Linked DNA regions of Homo sapiens: all the other regions are linked to region 1. The links are chromatin loops, found by intact Hi-C in ENCODE. Cell type or tissue: K562. All regions are shown on one strand.

What was found. A loop is a pair of places that touch in the nucleus more often than their neighbours do. Peaks named below come from ENCODE experiments on the same cell type or tissue, not always from the same donor. Only the 100,000 strongest peaks of a DNase experiment are listed, where the experiment ranks them.
Region 2: a loop joins it to region 1, with 5 times the contacts of the local background. A loop is called at or near these places in 2 of 110 quality-filtered maps.
Region 3: a loop joins it to region 1, with 2.1 times the contacts of the local background. A loop is called at or near these places in 6 of 110 quality-filtered maps.

What each region holds. Positions count from the first base shown.
Region 1 is chr15:39,451,806-39,459,805 of GRCh38, reverse strand. No RefSeq gene overlaps it. Among named protein-coding and RNA genes, the nearest start is that of THBS1, 130 kb to the left of the region's middle. In K562, no CTCF peak of the experiment used is centred here; a DNase peak (open chromatin) is centred at 4,225.
Region 2 is chr15:39,507,213-39,515,212 of GRCh38, reverse strand. LOC105370784 (a long non-coding RNA gene) reads left to right here. Exons shown (of 3, transcript XR_001751505.1): 2 at 1,032-1,414; 3 at 2,574-2,807. Among named protein-coding and RNA genes, the nearest start is that of THBS1, 70 kb to the left of the region's middle. In K562, a CTCF peak has its summit at 4,869 (motif pointing left); a DNase peak (open chromatin) is centred at 3,712.
Region 3 is chr15:39,561,729-39,569,728 of GRCh38, reverse strand. No RefSeq gene overlaps it. Among named protein-coding and RNA genes, the nearest start is that of THBS1, 15 kb to the left of the region's middle. In K562, no CTCF peak of the experiment used is centred here; no DNase peak of the experiment used is centred here; H3K27me3 peaks cover 2,865 bases.

The DNA of each region.
Region 1 (8,000 bases):
ATCTGCCAGTGTCTTGACCTTGGACCTCCCAGCTTTCAGACTGTAAGAAATAAATTTCTGTTGTTTATAAGCCATCCTGTCTGTGTTATTCTGTTATGACAACCTGAACAGACTAAAACAGATGATGTAATAATTCCACACTCAACTGTAATAATTAGTAATAGAATAAAATATCTAGGAATACAGCTAACCGGGGAGGTGAAAGATCTCTACAACAAGAATTATAAAACACTGCTCAAAGAAATCAGATGACAAAAACAAATGGAAAAACGTTCCATGCTCATGGATAGGAAGAATCAATATTGTTAAAATGGCCATACGGCTCTAAGCAGTTTATAGATTCAATACTCTTCCTATATCAAACTACCAGTGACATTCTTTACAGAATTACAAAAAACTATTTTAAAATTTGTATGGAACCAAAGGGACCTTGAATAGGCAACGCAGTCCTAAGCAAAAAGAACAATACTGGAAGCATCATGTTAAGGAAGTTTATACTATAATAAAAGACTATAGTAACCAAAACAGCATGGTACTTGTACAAAAACAGACACATGGATCAATGGAACAGGATTGAGATCCCAGAAATAATGCTGCACACCTGCAACTATTTGATCTTCTACAAAGTTGACAAAAACAAGCAACAGGGAAATAACACCCTATTCAATAAATGGTGCTGGGATAACTGGCTAGCCATGTGCAGAAGATTGAAACTGGACCATATACAAAAATCAACTGAATATGGATTAAAGGTTTAGATGTTAAACGTAAAAGTATAAAAATCCTGGAAGATAACCTAGGAAATACCATTCTGGATATAGGACCTGGCAAAAATTTCATAACAAGCCAAAAACAATTGCAGTAAAAACAAAAATGGTTAGATGCGACCTAATTAAACGAAAGAGTTTCTGCAGAGTGAAAGAACTATCAATAGAGTAAACAGACAACCTACAGAATGGGAGGTGTAATATCCAGAAGTATATAAGGAACTTAAGCCAAAAACAACCCCATTAAAAAGTGGGCAAAGGACATGAACAGATGCTTTTCAAAAGAAGACATACACATGGACAACAAGCACATGATAAAATGCTCAATATCACTAATCATTAGAGAAATTCAAAGCAAAACCACAAACAGGTACCATCTCACACTAGTTAGGTTCCCTATTATTAAAAAGTCAAAAAATAAAAGATGCTGGTGAGGTTGTGGGGAAAAAAAAACACTTATACACTGCTGGTGGAAATGTAAACTAGTTCAGCCACTGTGGAAAGCAGTTTGGTAATTTCTCAAAGAACTCAAAGCAGAACTACCACTGGGCCCAGCAATTCCATTATTGGGTATATACCCAAAGGAATAGAAATCATTCTACCATAAAGCCACATACATGTGTATGTTCATCACAGCACTATTCACAACAGCAAAAATGTGGAATCAATCTTGCTGCCCGTCAACAGTAGACTGAATAAAGAAAATGTGGCGCATACATACTGTGGAACACTATGCAGCCATAAAAAGGAATGAGAACATGTCCTTTGAACAAATGTGGATGGAGCTAGAGGCCTTAATCCTAAGCAAACTGACACTGGAACAGAAAACCAAATATCACGTGTTTTCACTTATAAGTGAGACCTAAACATTGAGTACACAAGGACACAAAGAAGGGAACAGCAGACACCAGGTCATACTTAAGGGTGCAGGAAGAATGAATAAACTACTTGTCATGTGCTATGCTGATTACCTGGGTGGCAAAATAATCTGTACACCAAACCCCTGTGACTTACAATTTACCTGTATAACAGACCTGAACACGTACCCCTGAACCTAAAAGTTAAAAAAAAGAAATTGTGGTGTATATATACATACACACAATACATACAATGAAATATTATTCAGCCTTAAAAAAATAAGGAGATTCTGTCATTTGGAACAACATGGGTGAACCTGGAGGACATTATGCCAAGTGAAATCGGCCCGAAACAGATATAAAAATACTGTGTGACTGCACTTACAAGTGCAGAGATCCAAAAAAAGCTGAATGTGTAGAAATAGAGTAGAATAGTGGTTACCATGGGCAGCAGGGAGGAGCGGATGGAGGGAGATGTAGGTTAAAGCGTATGAAGCTGCAGTTATGTAGGATAAAGAAGTCTAGAGAGCTAAAGTACAGCACGAGGGCTATAGTTAGTGTTGTGTTGTGCACTAAAAATTTGCTAAGAGAATAGATTTTAGGTATCTTATCACAAAAATAACTATGTGAGACAATAGACATGTTAATTCATTTCACAATAGTAATGATTTCACCATGTAGTTGTATATCAAAACATGTTGTAAAAAAAAATTCTGAGGTGCCTTGGGGACCCCCCATTCATAGAAAGACATCAGTTTGTTTCCTAAGGCACACTGAACATTACATTTCTTATATCTTATAAAGAAAAGATTCTTGGTGACTTTCCTTCTACTCACACACCCGCTTTGTGCCTGGTGTGTGCAGAGCAGTGAGCTTGTGGGGCACAGTCTATCCCTTCGGGAAGATGCTAGAGGCAAACTGTGAAGAGTGCAGCATGGATATGAGGCAGAATGTGATCAGGCTCTGGGCAAACAGGATGAAATGTAAACTGAGTGTCCGGTGGCCAAACCAAGGCCTCCTCTTCCCAGCTGAGCCTCAAGTCCCTGCGTGGACAGCTGGTCACCGCCACTCTCATATCTTCAGAGCTGTGAGGATGGAAGTCCTTGTGGTTTCTGGGAGTCTGTTGATGCAGCCCTTGCCTCTGTAGCTTAAAGTAGAGTCCGAGTGTGAGCCAATCTTCCTGATGGGTTAATACATAGATGCAAATCCTTTTTTCTGAACTTACGGACAAGTATTATCCACCAAGAACTCTGTCTTAGGGCTGCTTTACTAAGAATATATTAAGCCATTAAGGACTACTGATTTCTAATATTCAAAACATGATTAGGTAAGAATTCTTGTTGTCATACATTTGACATATTGCAAAGTTCTCACTGGGCCTGCCAGATCAGAACTATAGTCTCTGCCAGAAAAAAACAAAAAAAAAAACCACTCCCACCATGGCCACCGCCACTGCCAACAACAAAACTCGAAAGTGCATGCTTGCTCTATTGCTGCAGAACAGTGCTTCTTCAAATAAGAAGAAACGCCTTCATATAACTTCACTTTCAAAATCTGGAGATGTAGGTCCGATTGTCTATAGACTGTATTCTTGAGATGAAACATTTGAAACTCTTCACAATACTAGTTGACTTTGCCCAGATTTAAATTCTGCCACTCTCCCATCATGTCACTCTTTGGCTTGCTGACTATATCCGCCTCTCACACTCATCATGCACACACTACCTTCTTCATGCTTTGCTGAAGCCATAATCTCCATGTGGGAGTGTCTACCTGCTCTTACATCTTCATGCATGTGCTTGAATGTGTAGACACACATCCACATGCCTCCTGACTCTGTGGAGCTTGACTGTGTGGTGACAACATGTATAAAGATGTATTGCAGCCTCTTATGGTTCTCTTGTATAGCTTTTACATCTGTGTGAACTTTTGGGTTCAGGAAAGCTGGGTTTTTCTGAGTTCCATTGTGCAATTGGACAAACGCTTACTGCTTTGTTTTCTGTAAAATGACAATAATCCCTTTCATCAGGTGAAGTTTACTAAGTATTTGTAGGGATTTGCAGATAAAAGAATTAATTTAATGAAATGAGTGTTGTGTAACTTGCCCAATGAGCCAAATACTTTCTTGCTTTTGTTTCTGATTTTTGTGTGGTGCATGTGTGTAGTTTGTGAGAGAAAGACATAATGTGGAATGTATATTGTTTCATGCTTTCCCATGAGCTCGGTCAAATGGACTTTGTATGATATTTACATTTCATTCTGTGTAGTATAGAAAACACTGTTTGGTCAGTGACACATTTCCAACAAGTGACAGCTCTGGGAGAAACATGTTTTTAGGAATGTACAAGATTGCACAGGAGAGCTATAAAGTTTGATTAGTCCATACAGTACTGTGTACTTTGCAAACAGAGTGAGACAGACGTTTGGCTCAATTTCATTTAAAAGGTATTTTCCTCAGATCTATACACTGAACCATATGACTATGTTTTTTTCATAACTCTCTTCCCCCATGTGTTATCCATTATGGATTGAGAGGACTGCAAACACCGAAGCCAGCGTGAGTCAGCAAAATTTATATGCAGATCATACGCCCACTCAGTGGGGCTTTCCCCAGTCTGTCCTGACCATCACACCCAAGATGGCCCTCCAGTATTTGGAACTAGATTCTGGTACTCTTGGATGTAAATGCTAGGCCATCAAACTGTGTCTCTTGGCTACTATTCCTTTTGGGCCTTTTACTTACAATGTCATGCTGGGAAGCATCCAATTATTGACTAGAAAAATACACTTTTTAAAAAAGTTTGAGATAAATTATCATTACTCAAGAAATATTTGTGCATCTCATATGGGCTAGGCACTGTGCAGGGTACAAAGGACATAAAGGTGAACAAGAAGAATCTTTGTTCTTCAAGATGTGTGACTAACTGATGGGTGCAGGAAAGGCTCATTGAGAAGGTGACATTTGAGTTGGGTCTTGAAGGGCGAGGAGTGTTTCACTAGTTTCAACCTTACAGGTAGAAGCTAAAGATGATCTTGCTTCATTGCAGATAGAATAAATTGATGTTCCAAAATCTAACTTGTTTGGCAGAGGGTAAAACATAAGATTTATTGGATAGTTCCAAGGCAGTCAGTGATCAAATATAATCTACTCTGTGTTACAGTTATAAGCAAATATTGATAAGACACGATGTTTTCCTATCTAAGAATTTCCCAAAAATAGGGCAATAAAGAAGTCATAAGAGGTCTCAGGGCCCATTAAAAGGCTTCCAGCAGAATATTTCACAATACAGGCAGCTCTCACTTTGCAGAGTTCTGATATGTGTGGATTTCAGTTACCACGGTTTGCTTCAATAACACCAGTCCCTAACAGCATGGTTCAAATTTCAGTTACCCTGGTATATTAACCGTGAGTGATTGCATGAAGCACAGACTATGCTGCTGCCTCTGCAGAAGAAAAATTGCTACATCAGTGACAGATGCCCTTCATAATCTGTCACCAATCTGTGTCTCCTTGTCACTAGTAATAAATTCATGTGACATTTTATAAAAATGAATGTTAGAAAATGGGAATTGACCACTAAAGATAAAAATAAAGCAAAGAACAAAATTTGATAATGATGAATGTAAAATTTGAATCAAATGTCAATGGAATTAGAAGAAATAGCTGACTGTGGAATTGGTGACCTTGCTGCTGACACTCTAGATATGCAGCCAGGGAAACTTAGTAAAGATGGACTTATGCACGTAAAGGAGGAGAGTGGCTGTGACGAAAAAGATGAAAATGTCCCAGAGGAAGTGACGCTCAAAAGAAATCACTTCATGTTAAAGGAACTCTTGGAGATATTTCACAACATTGAAAGCACAAAGGATAAAATGTTGGAAACTAACCCAAATTTAGAAAGAAGCATTACACTTTGCCAAGGCATAGAAAAGATGCTCATTCCATAATTGTACCATGAGAAAAAGAAGGCAAGCCCTGTTCAAACTACTGTGGGTAACATTTTTTTTTTTTGCAAAGAAATAAAATATTTTAATTCTAATTATTTCTAATACTTAAATAATAGTGTACTAAATAAATATAATTTTATCTTTTCATTTACATATATATAACAAACAGGAGGTGTTTTTAATGCTTTGACAACATTTTTTAAAGGCTGTGGAATAATTATAATTTTCCTCATTGATTATTCAGATCACTTTACATGGTTTCATCTTGCACAGTCATTTCTATGGTCTGTGCTGTCGTGCAAAGCAGGGACTTCCTGTATTTTGATTAAGACCAAAGACACGAAGTACCAGTAAAAGCCCATAATGGGGAAATACACGAATCTGCTTCTGTTGACAATTTCATTCGTAAAATGAAGTCTGTTTACATAGGGTGCCTTGCCTTTTTTACATTTCAGAGCTCTTGCATTTCACAGGGCAGGAGACATGTCCCTGATGCAACACCAATTTTAACAAATTGTGTATAAATTTTGCTGAATAGACTGTTTTTATTTGGCCCCCTAAAGACTTTCCCAGTTGCTGTTTGGATCTGTTACCAGTGTTCACCTTCATGAAGGGCAGCCGTATGTTCTGTCCAGGATGGGATATGCTTTTCCAGTTGTAGGTCATGTACTTGTGGAGTCACTGTTGTAAGGGACACCTGTTCTTGCCTGTTCAGGGTCCATTTCCCGATATGCTGGTAATAGTCACCCACTTTGGGATATGCATTTCTCCATGGTTTACAGTATTGGTGGGATTCTGTCCAAGTGCCTCACGCTTCCTTAGCCTTTCTGTCTGGAATTCAAATACTGAATAGAGTGACCACTGTGGCTGTTTCCCAAGCAGGTGTACCCTGCAGTGCTATCCATGGCTTTTGTTCCCTAGATCCCCAGAAATACCTTAATTTCCTTTCCTTCGGAGTCCATTCTTCAATTTTCCCCTAAATTTTCTAGTCTATCTTGTGTTCTTCCAATAGATTTCTATTTTTTTTTCCCCGACTTGGGAGGCTGAGGCAGGAGAATTGCTGGAACCCAGGAGGTGGAGATTGCAGTGAGCCGATATTGTGCCATTGCACTCCAGCCCGGGCGACAACAGCGAGACTCCATCTCAAAAACAAACAAACAAAAAAAGTAAACTGTGTTTTGTTCTTAAACTGGGCCTAGTTAAAAAGTAAAGGCAAACCTTAAAACTTTTATGTAAAATAATAAGCATGAGATATGTTTCAAAATCTTAACAACTCAAAGGTTAAGAAAATATCTGAGACATCTGGCTCAGTTCAAGAGATTTCATCCTCTCCTCTTTCTCCAAATGGAGAGTTTTGCTGGGGCAATAACCCCAAACTCGCAAAAATGTAACTATATCTAAAAAATGTGAGCATACTGGAGATTCGGTCTTTTGTTCACTCAAGGTCCAAGTGACATTAGAAAGAAATATCTTGCCACAGATTTTACTTACTTATTAAATTATTTGTTAAACACTTGTATGGCAGGCACTGTTCAAAGCACTTGGGAAAATTCAGTCAAGAAACCAGGCAAAAATCCCTGCTCTGTGTTAGCTCCCATTATAGTGAGTGAAAACCTAAATGGAAATTTTCTTGGTCATCATTAATTAATTTGATCTAGAAACTATTGGGTATAGACCAAGTAAAATATAGATAAGATACAGGTCAAGTAAAATTTTATTTGAGATTTTGATTTCTACATCCAATAGAAACCAAACCCAAACAAATAGCTTTCAGAAGTGTCAAATTCTTTTCACATTTCTGGCTTTTCCACTGATTTTTCTCTTTTATCAATCATGGCCAAAATTGGAAGACAATCATGTCTAGCCTGGGTGAATTTAGAATCTCACTAAGAGATTCTACAGTGTCTGGTGCCTAGGGCTTGGCAAAAGACCCTTCACACTTTGTTGCTCAATCAACATTGGATGATGGACATTTCTGACCTGAAGATGGATTTCTCAATAGTAGATACTAGTAATCCTGCCCTGGGAGGAGAAAAGGGATTTTTCCTGCTCTTCCTTCCCCCGTTTATGGAATAAAAGGAAAATGACTATGGAAATTAATAACCGGAAGACATTTTACTGGCTCAGTTTCAAGATATTAAAAAAGGGATGGGTTCTTTGGCGTTCAGTATTAATTCTAACATCTCTGACTGCATTTGGACAGTTAGCTCGTGCTGTTAAGAGACAGTTGAATGTAAACAACTTAGTTTTTCTGAAGCTGCCAAACTCCATTACGAATACCTAAAGGTATATATCTTGAAAACAACCCATTGCCCTGCTTGTAGAATCGTGTTACTTACACGTTGTTCAGTAGAAACTGTGAAATCTGATGGAAAACACTGAAGATTGGAAGCTAGTGGGCACCTAAAATTTAGTTCTGGATTTGCCA
Region 2 (8,000 bases), 55 kb before region 1:
AAAATTTGTATCATTTGCTATTTCCACCAGTAGTGTATACAAGTTCTGCTTGCTCTGCATCATTGCCAACGCTTAGTATGGTTGGTCTTTTTAATTTAAATCTTTCTGATGGATGTGGAGTGATATTTCACTGTGGTTTTCACTTACATTTCCCTGATGACCAATGATGTTAAACATCTTTATATATGATTTTAGCCCTTGATAGATACTCTTTTGAAGTGTCTGTTCAACTTTCATCGCCCATTAAAGAAAATAGGTTGTTTGTCTAGTTCAATAATTGTAAGTAATTATTGAGTTGTAAGGGTTCTCTATACATTTTGGTTACAAGTCCTTTGGATATTTTCTCCTAGGCAGTGGCTTGCCTGTCTGTTTTCTTAATGGTATTTTTCACAGAATAAAAGTGTTTAATTGTGATGAAGTAGCATTGAGCAAACAACATTTCTAATAAATGCTCCATTATTTTTACTTTCTTCCTAAGAAAAGTTTGCCCACTCCAAGGTTACAAAACTTTTCTCCTTTATCTTTTTTAGAAGTTTTGTAATTTTATATTTTGCATGGAAGTCTGTGATCCATTTCAAATTCCTTTTTGTATATGAAGAGAGTTAGGGGTCAATATTCATTTATTCCTTTATGGATAGGTAATTGATTTGGTAGCATGTGTTGGAAAGGCTATTCTTTCCTCATTAAATTGCCTTAGCACCTTAAATGAAAATCAGTTGACTATATATGTGTTGGCCTATTCTTGGCTTCTATTCTGTGTAGGGTTTGCAGTTGTCATCTGCAAGAGGTCTAGGCTATAGGGGACTCATACTTTCATAACAGAACCAGATTCCTCAAATAGGTTTTTGACATGAAGTTTATGTTTTCCATTATGAAATTAATATATTGACTCCTAAATAAAATAAAGAGCAAAAAAGTAGAAAGTAGAGAGAAACATTCACTTATTATCTCACTCTCTGAAGCAAGCTGCTTTTAAGTTGAAAAATACATGTTCTTCCAATTTTTTTCTCTCTCTCTCTCTGAATATTTAGGGAACATAATCAGAGGCAGAATCGTCTGGTGGTTAAAAGTACAATCTGGAGTTAGACTGCTTGATTTTCAATCCCAGCTCTTCCACTCATCAGCTTTGTTATCTTAGGCAAGTAACTTAATATCACTTGGCTTTGTGTTCCTCATCTCTAAAGGAAAATCTACAACATATGCTTATTTGCGAGGCGGGGTAGGGGGCCATGGGGTTGAGTTAACCTATGTGAGTCAGTTAGTGTAGTGTCTAGAACAAAAGAAATGCTCCAAAATTCTTGGCTATCCTCATCAACACCTTCATTTCTTCCATCCATTTCTAAATACAGCCATTTTCTCAGGGCCAGGTAACTAGATTGAAGCAGAGTCCATGAAGAACTAACCATGCCTCACTGTGAGTATGCTTTCATTTTAACATGGTTATCGTCTTGCTTTATACATTTTTGCATACACTTAACAGATGAAGCTGACCCTCTAGAGGGCTAGTGTTCAGATACCAGCACTGAGTTCCACATCCAGTGAAGGCGTTGGGCCTCTTGGCAGCTGTTGGGTAGTAGGGCTGAATGCCAGTTAGCAGGATGTCCACCCAACCTGTGCAGTGTTGGGAAAGTGAATGCCAACCTTCAAAGACCAGGGGGCCTCTGCAGAACTGGCTTCCAATTGCTATCTGGCTTATCCCCTGCCACCAATATGCCAGCACTTTAGCAGTGGACTTATTTAGCTCTTCAAGCCTAGAATTTCTTCTTACAAACACAATATGCAATACAAAGATGACAGGAAAGTGTCAGTAGATTTTAATTATTATGTATTTAAAAATACCCATATATTGCAAACATAGAAAATTACCTATAGGTTATTCATGCCTGGATTCACCTTCTATTGTTTTCAAGGCATGGAAATATGTCCATTTCTAGATTTTACATGTAAAAATTTGTAGTATGAGAAAGGGCAGCAAAGGTGTGATACAGCTGTGGAACCAGCTCCATGGAACAGCTGTGCTCCAGTTGTTTAGATTCCCCCAACAGGAAGACGTACAAGGTGAAATTGTGGTTCATATCATCTTTGAATCTAAAGTCTCCTGTTGATCTCAGCTTTTTTTGAGAAGATATTGTCTTTTGTAGTGTAAATCTGCAGAAGAACCTATGTAGATGAGGAAAGATGACTATTCACATAAATCCTTGGAGATTTAATGGCTGTGCTAGATTTTCTCCATTTGCACTGCTAGATCCAGCCTACCCTTCTCTGGGCTGCTCTGTGGAAGCTGATTTACAAGGATCTCATCAGTGGATATTGGGCTTGGCCATTGGGAGGCAGCAGCAAGAGATCATAGAGTGGGAGGAGAGGAAGGCTTGGGTGTTAATTTCCCCTTTTCCCTCCCTGCTCTGCTGTTCCCTGAAGGGTTTGGATCCTCTGCAGCTGGCCTCACAGCTATAGCTCTCTCACTTAGGGCTCTGGTAGCAGCTCCCTGCTTGACCCTCCAGGGAGAGGAGAGTTGGCACCTTTCTGCTGTGGCTACTTGTGGGATGCTTAACTCTCCCTGTTGGTTCTCTCAGCCACCCCTGCAGATGGCTCCTTCATGAAGATCTCCCCATTTGGAACACAACATCTGTTTCCTGCTGGGACCCTGACTGACACAAGGGTCAAAATAAGCTCCTCCATGGGAAGCATTGAGAGAGGCAGAAAATAAAGAGAAGGAAGATAATACTATCCATTCATTGCAGTCGTCTATGTGCTAAACACTGTGTGAAGCATTTTGCATGTATTCAATAAATATTTACTCAATGCTTTATGTGGGTTAAACACTAATAAATAGACAGTTTCTCTGCTCTCAGAGAGATGACACATGCAATCCTCATAACGACCCTACTATTATTATCATGACTTCTAGCATAGGAAAGTTGAGTCTCAGAGAAGTTAAGTTACTTTCCCAAGGTCACCAGCAAGTAATTGCAGAACTGGAATTCGAGCCCTGGCTGTCTGACTCTAAAGCCCACACCCTCTTCTCTCCACTGTAACAACAGCTGCTCATGTACCCTCGCAAGTCGGCAGCTGGATGAATTCCAGGAGAGGAGCTGTTTTGTTCAGCTTGGTAATGACAGAAGTGTGGGGAAAGCCTGGAGTCATCCCAAGAGAAGGCTATGGGGCTGAACTGCTTAGGGACAACTCATCGAGGATGAGCTGGTGGAGGGCTGTGATTGATGGGTGCTGAGAGGCAAAGGTGCTGTTGGCCCCAGTAGGCTGAGGATGTAGGATTCAGATTCTTGTCCCTGGACCTTCCCAGTTCTGCCAGGAGCCAGCTGTTGACAGCAGGTAGAGATGCCTCTTTTGTCGAAGTTGAAGCATTTTCCTCTGCCCTGCCAGAGGCATCTGTGTGCCATGAAAGGACTGTGTCTTTTACAGGCAGGAACCTTCACGACGAGGTCACTCTTTTCTGCAGTTTCCTGAAGGATGTGCTAAGCTCCAAGAGGAAAAATAAACTGGCTGGCATATTGTTTGGGGCTTCAGGATTCAAACCTTGGGTCCCCTTCATTTTTGTGGCTTGTTCATTAAATCCTAAAGAGAACGACCTTGGAGTGAACGAACTTCCTGAAGGGACGTTCCTGACCAGCAGCAGGAATGGTCTGAACACCCACGGCCAGCTCTCCAGGGCTCTCTCAGAGCAGCCTGCTTGCAGCGCAGCCCGTGACTCACAGCCCACTGGGACTGCAGGCTGAAGCCGCTGAGAGCTGCCTGAGTCGCCTCAGTCTTGAGGCTGGTTGAACCAGGATGAAGTTGGGGAAAGTGGGAACCCTTTTCAGAAGAACCAGGCTTCATTGTTTCTGTGGTTTATTTACAGAATCCAATGGGCTCCTCATTAGCTCAAGTTTTCTTCCCCCTTTTCCTCCTTCCTTCCATCTCTTCCTCCCTCCATGCTTCCCTTCCTTTCTTTTCCCTTTCCCCATACCATCTCTCCATTTCCTCTTTCCATTTGTCCTGCTTTCTCTCCCTCCTGTCTTCCTTGTCTCCTTTCCTTCCTTAAATAGCCACCTCAGTCAGCTTCCGGCATGAGATTAAATGCTGGAGTCAATGCTTGATGGGACTTCTTCCTTTTAAGGGTACATCTTTCTAAGGTAACCATGTGAGTGTCCCCGACACGTCATCTGTCAGGCAGATCAACAGTCACCTCCTGACACAGAAAGGCCTTGGGCTTCAAAGATTCCAATGAGGAAATTATAGGCAATTTAAATGTGGGTGTCAAACTGGAAACTTTTCTTTTGAGGGATTCAAAGAAACACACTATTTATATTCATGCCCATTTTCTATTTGCGATGAGAAAGCAGGGTATAGTAAGGCCAAGTGTATCAGCAATTGAACAACAACAAAAAATCTCATTTTTCATGGAATCAAAATACAGGGTAATTTTGAACTCTCTTTGCCACTTGGCTTTGGACAAAGCAAAGTCCGGAATCGGGAAGCCCAGGTTAGGTGTCAGGTTGTCCAACTTGTTGTGTGGGCTTCTCTTCCATTCTATTATAGCTCTGTTCACCTTTCCGAGAGCCAATCAGTTCTCTTTCAACTTTTCCACTCCATCCCCCTGTGTGACCAACCATGCAGGATTTTCCATGACCCAGAGAATAGCAGTTGATGATAGAAGTGAGAGCTTATTGCCAGGAATTTTATTTGTACAGAAACCTCTAGAGAAGCCCTTCTCCATCCCCACCCTACCCCAGTATCTATCCCATTATGATTGGCCCAACATTCATATAACACAGTCCAAGAAAATGGGCGAGTCAGTCCCCCAAAGGCTTATAACTAGAAGTGAGGGAAGGTCTAGAGCTGATGTCCCTCTCCCACGCTGCCATCTGGTGTGGACTGTGGGGTGTCCATGAATGGAGCACCTGCAGAGTGTCAGGATGCCAGGACACTCACCCTGACATCACCTGGCATGCATACAGAGCTGGGCCCCCCGCAGTTGTGAGCTCATTCTCCAGGGTGGAAAGAGGTGGATTATTTGTGTGTTTTCTGTCCAAAGATGGCTGCTCTGGGCCTGACCTTCTTGGCTTAGGGGGAGGTGATGTCACCCAGCGCTTCCTGCAGCTGCTGTAGCATGAGGAGTCACCCTCCACCCCCAGACCCCAGAGAGGCGCTGCAGTTTAGAGCCAGTGCATGTGGGTTTCATGACCAAAATGTCACTGACTTGCGGCTGCAGGAAGAAAGCGGTATTCATCATAGCAAGTGAGTTGCCAGTGGTGGCCTGATGGATAGAAAACCCGAGCGACCTGAAGTGTGGCCACGTCCAGATCCCCCGCCCTCTGGGGTGTGGTTCCCGGGAGGCCAAGTCTCAGTCTCTTTTGTGTCTGCATAGATCCACTGATTTGTTCTTAGAAAAGGTTAAAAGCTCTGAATACAACCATTGTGTCAATTTTGAAGGGTTTTTGTTGTTGTTGTTTTAAAAATTATTTTCTTATGAGCAGTGACTAATCAAGGATCCTATATTCCAGGGCGTAGTTCTCCCAATTGGTTAACTATAGAATCTCAGTCTGCAGAACAGTGAATGTGTACTAAATAAACAAACAAACCCAAACAGAAATGTAATCAAATACATTTAACAAGTGCTGAAAAATGTAAAATATAGTCACGTGGCACATAACTACATTTTCATCAATGATGGGCTGTATATGCAACAGTGGTCCCATAAGATTATGATATCTTATTTTTACTGTACTTTCTCTACTTTTAAATATGTTTAGATACACAAGTGCTTACCATTGTGCTACAGTTGCCTACAGTATTCAGTACAGTAACATGCAGAGCAGGTTTGTAATCTAGGAGCGATAGGCTACACCATCTAGCCTAGTTGTGTAGTAGGCTCTATCATCTAGGTTTGTGTAAGTGCACTCTGATGTTCACATAGGACAAAATCACCTAATGACACATTTCTCAGAAGGTATCCCTGTTATTAAGTGATACCTGATTTTATGTATATATTTTGAATATTTGAACTGTAGTAATGTATATTAGAGGATCAAAATGTCCCGCTTAATTATTTTTAAAATCTAGTATTTGGCAAGCATACTTGCCCATGCCACTGTCTAGCACACCTGTTCTATCTCGTGGAATCCACTCTAGCACATTCTATCTTAGGTGAGAAGACAAAGCTACGTATGGCTTCTCCTTTTAAAGTTTTTCTTTCTCTTTTTACCTTAACTTGTTATTCATGAAACAGACAGTAATTGAACCCACTTATTCATTCACTTACATGTTTATATATTATATTTAAAAATATATGAAATGCAGGATGCGTGAAGCTGAGTGAGGCGTGGTTCTCATCTTTGAGGACCTCACAATCCAGTGGCTAGGCCGAGGTGGCCACAGGGAAGGAAGCAGCTGTAGTTACACAGCCTGAGGTCAGGAGCAAGATCTTGCCTGGAGTCACGGATGGGGGTGGTGTGAGCAAAGGGTTGCGTGTGGGTGGAAGCTAAGGGTGGGGAGGAAAGCATGTAGGGTAGGAAGAAGACTGGGCCAGAGATGGAATTCCAAGAACCAAACACACTCATGGGCTGGACAAAGGGAGAAGAGTCTGTGAAAGAGACAGGAGACGTCAGAGGGCAGTAGGAAGCTTCCCACCGTTAGATTCAGCCTGGGCTCCCTGAGCAATGTGATGATGGCATTAATTGTCTCCCTGGGCAGGGAGAAAGAGTGAGGGTCAGTGGTGTGTAGTGGTGTGTGTGTGTGTGTGTGTGTGTGTGTGTGTGAGAGAGAATGAAGGGCAATTGGGGAGAAACTTGCTCATAAATTTTAACCAATGTGTAAACTGTTCACGAATATGACTCTGGAACTTGAATGGTCTTGTGTTTAAGAGCATGAACTGTAAAACCAGACAAATCTGGCCTTTGAATACTGGTACTGCTTCACGATGACAACAACCACAAAACTTTAAAAAAAACCATTTCTTTCTGTTTTTATTAACAAGTTTAACAGACACCTTCCTTGAATGAGGGGACATAATACAAATTATGGTGACCTATATATAAAACCTGACACCAAATTTGCACTTTTGAGAAAATGTGTATATAAAAATATGCCTTAAAATCGGCACCAAAACACAGTGCAGCAATTAACCCACAACCCCAACAGGAGTGGCCGCAAAGGCAGGTCTGGTTTGTGGACTCAGGGAGCTCTTGGTCCCACAGCCTCACAGGTGAGCCCTGTGTGAGAATGGCCTTCTCTGAAGAGGAGCCAGGAGAGCTTTTTCTTTGAAGGCAGGACCTCTGCGAGTTCCAAATGTCACAAGTGTGGCATCAAACAAAAATGGTGCTGAGAAGAAAGGCAGGAGGGAGAAGAGTTGTCTTTGCCTTAACAACAATTTTTAAGAAACCATATACCAAGGCCTCATACAATGACTGGCACATGGTAAATGCTGAATTAATGCTACATTATCATAATAATGGTGAGGAGATCACATATGAGCTATTCTTGAGATGCAGACATACTTTCCCAATGACACAGGTGGTAAGCAACTTCAAGTCACAAAAGCAAGGGTAATTTTTGAGTTTTCCCTGCTGTGGAGTATTCTCTGTCTCCTACCATTATAATTCCCTTTGACTTTATCCTATGTACAAATAAACTGTGTTAATAAAACTCCTTTTCCTGGTAGCCGTTCAAAACAAACAAACAAACAAACAAAAACAGCCACCACAACATTACCAAAGAGGAAAAAAAAACCCAGAAAAACTAGAACTTTAAATATCTCTAATGTCTCTGTCCATACCATCATAGTCCTATCTTTTTGCTCATGGGTAACTGTTTTGCCGTGATTTTAACCTCACAAATGTTCAAAGTGGCTTTAGATGGTATTGATGAAATGCTATCATTTTTTGTTCTTTTCTGGTCCTGGAGGGAAGTGCAGAATGGATGGTCACTAGAGGCTAGAGTGGCTAGTAAGGCTTTTGTAATCAGAGGGGGCTCAGTTGGTGTCTTCAGCTTCCTTCTGTGGGAGG
Region 3 (8,000 bases), 110 kb before region 1:
AGGTATAGAGATGTCTAAATTAGGCAGGTCAGCTGGTCAACCTGTGATTCCCTGGTTTTATGAGAGAGGAGATCACTATACCATAACATATCTTGCATATGCTTTCTGAAAATCTAAGGATTGGTAACTGTATCAGGTGTCTTGGCTGCAAAGATGAATTCTGGCTAGTTTAAGCAGAAAAGGGATTTATTACAAGAATTATCTGTGAGGTAACACAGAATCTCCAAAAGACAGAGAACCAGTTGAAATAATGACATTTGGCCAAACCCCATCCAACGCTGATCCTATGAGGACACTACTCAGTTTATAGGTATAAACGGAGCATTTGTTGAAGTCTCCTGAGTGTTGCTACGTAAGCAACCCTCCAGTGTACATTCTCTATTAAGGTAATTGGCTGCCCTTAGCATTGAAGCTGGCATACAGATGATATCACATTGTCTATGCTGAAATATGCAAAGAAATACAGATACTGCAAAAAAGAGCCCAATTATATGAGTCCTTTCCTCCCAGGATAAAAGCCAAAAACATACTTCACCAGCCTCCCTTGCTATTAGGCTCAGTCAATCAGATGCCCTTGCACCTGACTGATTATGGAGCTAGTGATGTAAGGAAGTGAGTGAGACAATAGCAAAGACATGGAACCAATCTAGGTGCCCATCAATGGTGGATTGGATAAAGAAAATGTGGTACACATATACCATAGAATACTATGCAACCATGAAAAGGAACAAAATCATGTCCTTTGCAGCAACATGAATGCAGCTGGAGGCTGATATTCTGAGTGAATTAATGCAGGAACAGAAAACCATATACCACATATTCTCACTTATAAGTGGGGGCTAAATATTTGGTACACATGGACATAGAGATGGCAACAATAGGCACTGGGTACTACTAGCGGGGGAAGAGAAGGAGGGGAGTAAGGGACTGAAAAACGACCTATTGGGTACTATGCTCCCTATCTCAGTGATGGATTCATTCATACCTCAAACCTCAGCGTCACACAATATACCCAGGTAACAAACCTGCACGTGAACCCCCACATCTAAAAGAAAAGTTGAAATTATATTAAAAAAGAAGAGAAGTGTATGAGACTTTGCTAATTAGCATAGTGAATATCCGAAAGGAGTTTTCACTGTGGAAACTAGTGACATTAATTAGCAAAATGAACATTAGATATGGGATATCATTATAATAAAAAAAACAATATTTAGGATACTGGTATGGGCTGAATTGTGTCCCTGCTACCAATTCATATGTTTAAGCCCTAAGCGCCAGTACCTCAGAATGTGACTATATTTAAAGATAGGATTTTTGAAGAGGTGATTACATTAAAATGAGGCCATTATTGTGGCCCTAATCCAATCTGACTGAAGTCCTTATAAGATGAGGGGATTTGGACACTCAGGGACACCAGGGATGTGCATGTACAGAGAAAAGGCCATGTGAGGACTCAGTGAGAAGATGACCATCTGCAAAACAAGGGGAGAGACCTCAGGAGAAACCAAGCCTGCCAACACCTGGATCTTAGCATTCCAGCCTCCAGCACTCTGGGAAAATAAATTTCTATTGTTACCAGCCTGTGGTCCCTCACAAACTAATACTGCTACCTCGATTGGCTAAAATATTAGAGCCCTTCCTGTTTTTAATGAAGAGGGTATAAGGCTCCAGCAAAGACTGCAGCCTTTTTCTTAGGGATAGTGCCTGAGACTTGATCGCTAACTGGCCCAGTGTCCACCCACTTAGTTGGAGAATTCCAAGTTGCCCGGCATGGCCTAGGAACCTTCCAGAATCCTGCCTCGGGCATGTTGCCATGTCTGCCTTGAGAAAATGTTTCAGTCAAGGTGGTGCTGAGAGCCCCTAAAAGGACAGAAAATGGGACTTCTTTGAGCTAACCAAACGTGTTGTATGAATTGTTAATAAGCAATTGTAAAGTAAATGTCTGTATATGGAGCAAAAAATTGGTTTAAGACTTGGTTTCCGTATTTGGTAGTGTGATAACGGGCATGCCTCGCCTCATGTGTGGCCACACTGGTTTGGGTCAGTTCATGGCGGGTGTTCACCAGTGCTGAGCAGCCATTACAATGACAAGTCTCTATCTTAGTGACCAAATGGGGACATGAACTCCATGACAAATCTCAGGCCTTAGTTTTCTGTGACCCAAATAATGGCCTCTATGTCAACTTTTAAATGAGGTTGTCCTTTCAATTAAGCCCTTATTTATGTTTTTCTTTCCTTTGGAATTGAGATTCTCAAAATATGTGCCACAAAACATTCTCAAAAATAGCTTTCTGTGATTAAATAAGTTTGGGAAACAGTTAAATGCCCTCTCTCCTTTCTTGGAGATACAGAACCTATTAGCATCACATTAAAGATCTGGAGAAGTCGGCCGGGCGCGGTAGCTCATGCCTGTAATCCTAGCACTTTGGGAGGCTGAGGCAGGTGGATCACCTGAGGAGTTTGAGAACAGCTTGGCCAACATGGTGAAACCCCATCTCTACTAAAAATACAAAAATTAGCCAGGCATGATGGTGCGGACCTGTAATCTCAACTACTACTTGAGAGGCTGAGGCAGGAGAATCACTTGAACCTGGGAGGTGGAGGTTGCAGTGAGCTGAGATTGCACCACTGCACTCCAGCCTGGGTAACAGAGCAAGACTCCATCTCAAACAAAACAAAACAAAACAAAACAAAAAAGCATCAACAACAAAAAGATCTAGAGAAGTCTATAGTAAAGAAACCTGTTCAAATTTACTTAACCTAGCATTACTCACGTGACCACAGATCATTTTTCCCCTTTTGGAGTACGCTGTTAAGTGGGGGGCTGGGAATGGGTGGAAATGGTTAATGGGTACACAAAATAGAAAGAATGAATAAGACAACGGGTGAATATAGTCAATAACTTAACTGTACATTTTAAAATAATGTATGGAGTGTAACTGAATTGTTTGCACTCAACGGATAAACGCTTGAGGGGACGGATAACCCAGTTGCCATGGTATGCTTATTTTACATTGCATGCCTGTTTCAAAACATCTCATGTACTCCATAAATATATACACCTACTATGTGCCTACAATAATTTTTTAAAAGAAATAAAATTTGCAAAAAAAAGAGAGAATACCTGTTAATATCCCAAGGAACTGTTGTTCTGCGGGACACTCTTATTTATTTATTTATTTATTTTTTGAGACGGAGTCTCACTCTGTCACCCAGGCTGGAGTGCAGTGGCGCGATCTCAGCTCACTGCAACCTCCTGGGTTCACTCCATTCTCCTGCCTTAGCCTCCCTAGTAGCTGGGACTACAGGCGCCCGCCACCACACCCTGCTAATTTTTTGTATTTTTTAGTAGAGACGGGGTTTCACCATGTTAGCCAGGATGGTCTCGATCTCCTGACCTCGTGATCCGGCTGCCTTGGCCTCCCAAAGTGCTGGGATTACAGGCGTAAGCCACCGCACCCGGCCTCTGCGGGACACTCTTATCTAAAATGTGGTTCTAGAAGGGTATTTGTGCCTGTGATTAGATTTGCCCCTTTTCTTTTTCACACAATGTCTTTCACTATTCAAACATGCAGTCAAGTTGAGCTCAGCAAGACATAGTTTTAAATCTATGTGAAATAAGTAATTGATGAAATGACTCATATGCCATCTCCTTTGATTCAGTGGTTTTTCTTTGAGTGGCCAAGAGCTTGCTTGGGAGTCACACAATGTGCGATGTATCAGAACCCGGGAAGACATCCCTGCAGGCATGCTGGAAAGGTTGGTCTCAGGCTGGTTAATGACTTCAAATGGCAATCCCAGGCTCTACATGCAGTAATCCTACTCCTAGTTGTTTAAATTCAAACACTTATTCTCTTAAATACTCATTATTTTCTAAAATTCAAATGAAATAAAGTAAAAGTATATAAAATTAAAATGGCACAAGCCAGAAATTTCTGGATGCAGATAAGACAAGAAAAACAATGAGCGAAACCCTCTTCATTGTTCCAAAGGCAGGGGCACACATTTGGAATTGTCCTTGAAGATGGGCACCCGTTCAGTATTGGGAAAATCCTGGGCTGGCAAAGGGTAGTTGCATTTGAAGTGAGAAATGTGTTCCAAAGAAAAGACAAAGAATAGCCATTTCTAGACAATGCTGTAGCTAAGGCTTATATAAACCATGAGGGGTAGGGTGGCATTTAAGGATGTTTCCATGCCAGATTTCTCCTCAGGAGTGTGTGCCTTACTTTGATACACCGAAGCATTAGCAAAACCCCAAGCAAACAGCTGTCTTCAGAGTCCTAATTGTGGGTCTCCCATGATAGGACAGTATGAAAAACAGCAAGAGAAAAAACATCCTTCTCTAGGATCATGTTTTAAATATGTATAGATACATGTGTCTGTGTGTATAATTGTATGTTTAATTTGTAGATCATGACTACAATGTGTTTTATTCTCCTCTTGGGAACACGCATCAACCTACTTCTCTCTCATATACATAAATGCCATCAGGGCAACTACTCAAGCAGAATCCTAGCAGCCACCCCGATTGCTGCTGCTTCTCCACCTGCTACACTCAGTCTATCAGCAGCTGCTGTTGCCTGCAAAGTGACCCCAGATCCACTCATTTCTATTTCCATTGTTATGACCTAGCCCAAGATACCAACACCTCATGTAGATCACTGCAGTTCCTGTTAATTTGTCATTCTGTAATGGCAGAACCAATTCAACGTTGTCAGTAACAAAATGATGAGTTTTTCAGTGCAAGGGACCCCCAGGTTGCTGGTCACATTACCTGAGCATGCCCAAATGAACTAAGGGTACCTGATTCAGGACCCTGGAGCCAGCTGGAATAAAAAAGTCAATGATGTGTGGAACCCAAGTGCTTGGATCAAGGAGCAAGGGCCAAATTAAGAAGCAAGGGGTGCCCTGTTTTGCTGCCGTATGGACTTAACCAAAGACCTGGCGTGACTTCTTTGCATGATCCAATCAGATCATGCCTTGTTTCATTTTCCTGTCCCTTGCATTGTTGCTGTTTGCCTGGAAAACCTGCTCTCAAACCCTTGTTCAGGAAGACAGATTTGAGTGTTGGCTCCTGTCTCCTTGGCAGTTGACTTGCAATAAAGCCCTTTCTTTTCTCAAAAGCTGGTGCCATAGTACTGACTTCTGTGTACCTTAGGCAGTGAGGCCATTGTTTGGCAACATTCCTGCTGATGATTTTGGGTAAAACAGTTACTCTCTTGATTCAATTTGCTTCTGGTAAAATAGGGGTAATAATAGTTTCTACTTCCTAGGATAGCAGTGAGGTTTAAATGAGAAAAGGATATCCAATATTTAGCAGAATGCCAGGGCTATGGTGAGTTCTCAACAAATATTAATATTTTTTACCACTACTGCAATATATCCTCAATTCCAAGGAGTATTTCCATTGGAGATTTTAATGTCAATAGTGAAATCTCTTGAGCATGTGCTATAAAATACCTTATTTTTCTGTGTAGCTAATACGATATTAAATGCCATGATTGTATGTTTACAGACTGTTAGTTCACTGACATATTTTGGGGATTCATGCGAGAATTTCTATAACTGAAGTTTAGGGATGACAAATGCTAAATATACATAAAGTATCACTCCTAAAATGTTATCGTCTTTCACTGGGGAGTAGTAACTAACTCATATATTGACTTTTGCACAGGCAGAAGCCAGGTTGAGGATTAGAGGAGTTTATATAAAAAGATTAAGACAAACTGGAGAACTGAGAATTAAGAGCATCTTCCAAATGCTACTCACTATGCCTCTATGCATCTTTATTATAAATTTAGGATTCTGAGGCTAATGAGATTCCAAGATCCCAATTCAGAAGTCTCACGATAGGACTGAATTCACAAAGCAGCATCTACTTATTGGAAGAGTCTATTAGTTCTATAAGGGACTATTATAACATTATCTTGACAAATTCCAGGGTTAGGAAATTGCAAATTACATGCTTATCAGTTAAACTCTGAATCTTGTAAGGCTGCCCACGTTTTGAAGATCTGATAATCAGATTGTTGTTCTCCTACAGTCCAGATACGTTCTGAGAGTTGTGTCCTTCCTTAGGCGATTTCATCTTTGTGTGAACATCATAGAGTGAACTTACACACACCTGGATGGTATAGGCTATTACATGCCTAGGCTATATGGTATAGCCTATTGTTCCTGAGCTACAAACAAGTACAGCATGTTACTGTACTGAATATTGTAGGAAATTGTAACACAATGGTAAGTATTTGTGTAGCTAAACATATCTAATCTTAGAGGAGATACAATAAAATACAGTATTATAATCTTATGAGTCTACTGTCATATATGCAGTCCATGGTGGACAAAAGTCATTAGGCAGCACATGAATATATTTTGCCAGAGGCCTTCCTTGTCTAAGGTGGCATCTTGGCATTTCTAAGCAACTAATTTGATGATAGTTTTCAAATGCCGTTCATCAATGATGATGGATAACTTTGGTTTATGGACTGTGGATAAATGATGTCAATCAAACCAATTAAATTCAATCTTAAGGAACGAGACTTTCAATCAATTGATCTTTTTATCTTATAATGCCAAAAACCCATTTGTGATATTTCTTATCTTAAATTGACTAGTTTTAAAAATGGATGTATTGAGTACATATTTTGGCTATTTACTATGGATATCGGAAGGCAGAAAGTAAGTTCTAGGACATGGTCATGCTATGACCTAGCTCAAACTATGCATGAATGAAGCTTTGTGTTGTATATTGATTATGGAGCAGAGAAAAGAAGAAACAACTTCTTTATTTTGATACCTTTAGAAGAAGCACACAGACCAAGCCTCTGGATAGGATGATCTATTGCTAATTCACAGGTTAGAGGAGGCACAACTATAGGACACCAACTATAATACTGTTGACAGGATTGTTGTATGTTTATATGAATGGCCCAAATGCTAATCTGTGTATTAAAAGCAATCCCTCATGTTCTTATTAGAGAGAGGTAGAAAATGGAGGTATAGGGGCACATGAGTGAGGTTATTGCACACTGCAGACCGGTGCACTGGTTCCTGAATGCCTTCTCCATCCAGAGTCCACTTTATGTGATTTCATGCCCCAGGCCTGCCGACAAGGGCCTGATAGAGGCTGTGGTGGAAGAGCCTGTTCTGTTTGGGATGGTGAGGATTGAATGACTCCATTTTCCTCACAGTAAAGAGTTGCCTTGTATATTGTATTAGACAGGGTTCTCCAGAGAAGCAGAACCAATAGAATTTCTCTTTCTCTCTAAGAGCGGGGTACATGAGCTTTGACTCATGTTATTCTGGAGGCTGGGAAGTCTCATGATATTCCAGGTGGAAGCTGGAGAACCAGGGAAGCTAAAGGTATAATTCAGTCTGAGTCTAAAGGCCTGAAAACTGGGGGAGATGATGGTATAATTCTCAGTCCGAGGTTAACGGCTTGAGAATCTGGGGGGTGGGAGGCACTGGTGTAAATCCCTGAGTCCTAAAGCCCCAGAACCTGGAGTTCTGATGTCTGCGGGCAGGAGAAGGTGGATGTCCCAGATCCAGGAGGGCAAATTCGCCCTTTCTCTGCCTTTTTATTCTACTTTGGCCCTTGATGGATTGGATGATGCTCACCCTTCTTGGTGAGGGCAATCTTCCTCACTCAGTCCTCTGATTCAAATGCTAATCTCTCAGAAACACCCTCACAGACATACTCAGAAATATTATTTTACCAAGCACCTGAGTATCCATTAATCCAGTCAGGTTTATACCTAAAATTAACCATCACATATAAGAAATGCAATACATCTCAAATGAGGAAAGATTGAATGATACCTTTGGCTTTTGACACAATTAAAAATGGTTTACCAGGCTGAATTATTTAGTAATTACTTAGTATTTATTGAATATATGGCCATTTTGTTATTATTCAATGTTATAAAAGGCAGTGTCTTTTCTAGACCATAGATTACCCAAATTTTGTGAAGCAGGTAAGATTTGACAATGAACTATTG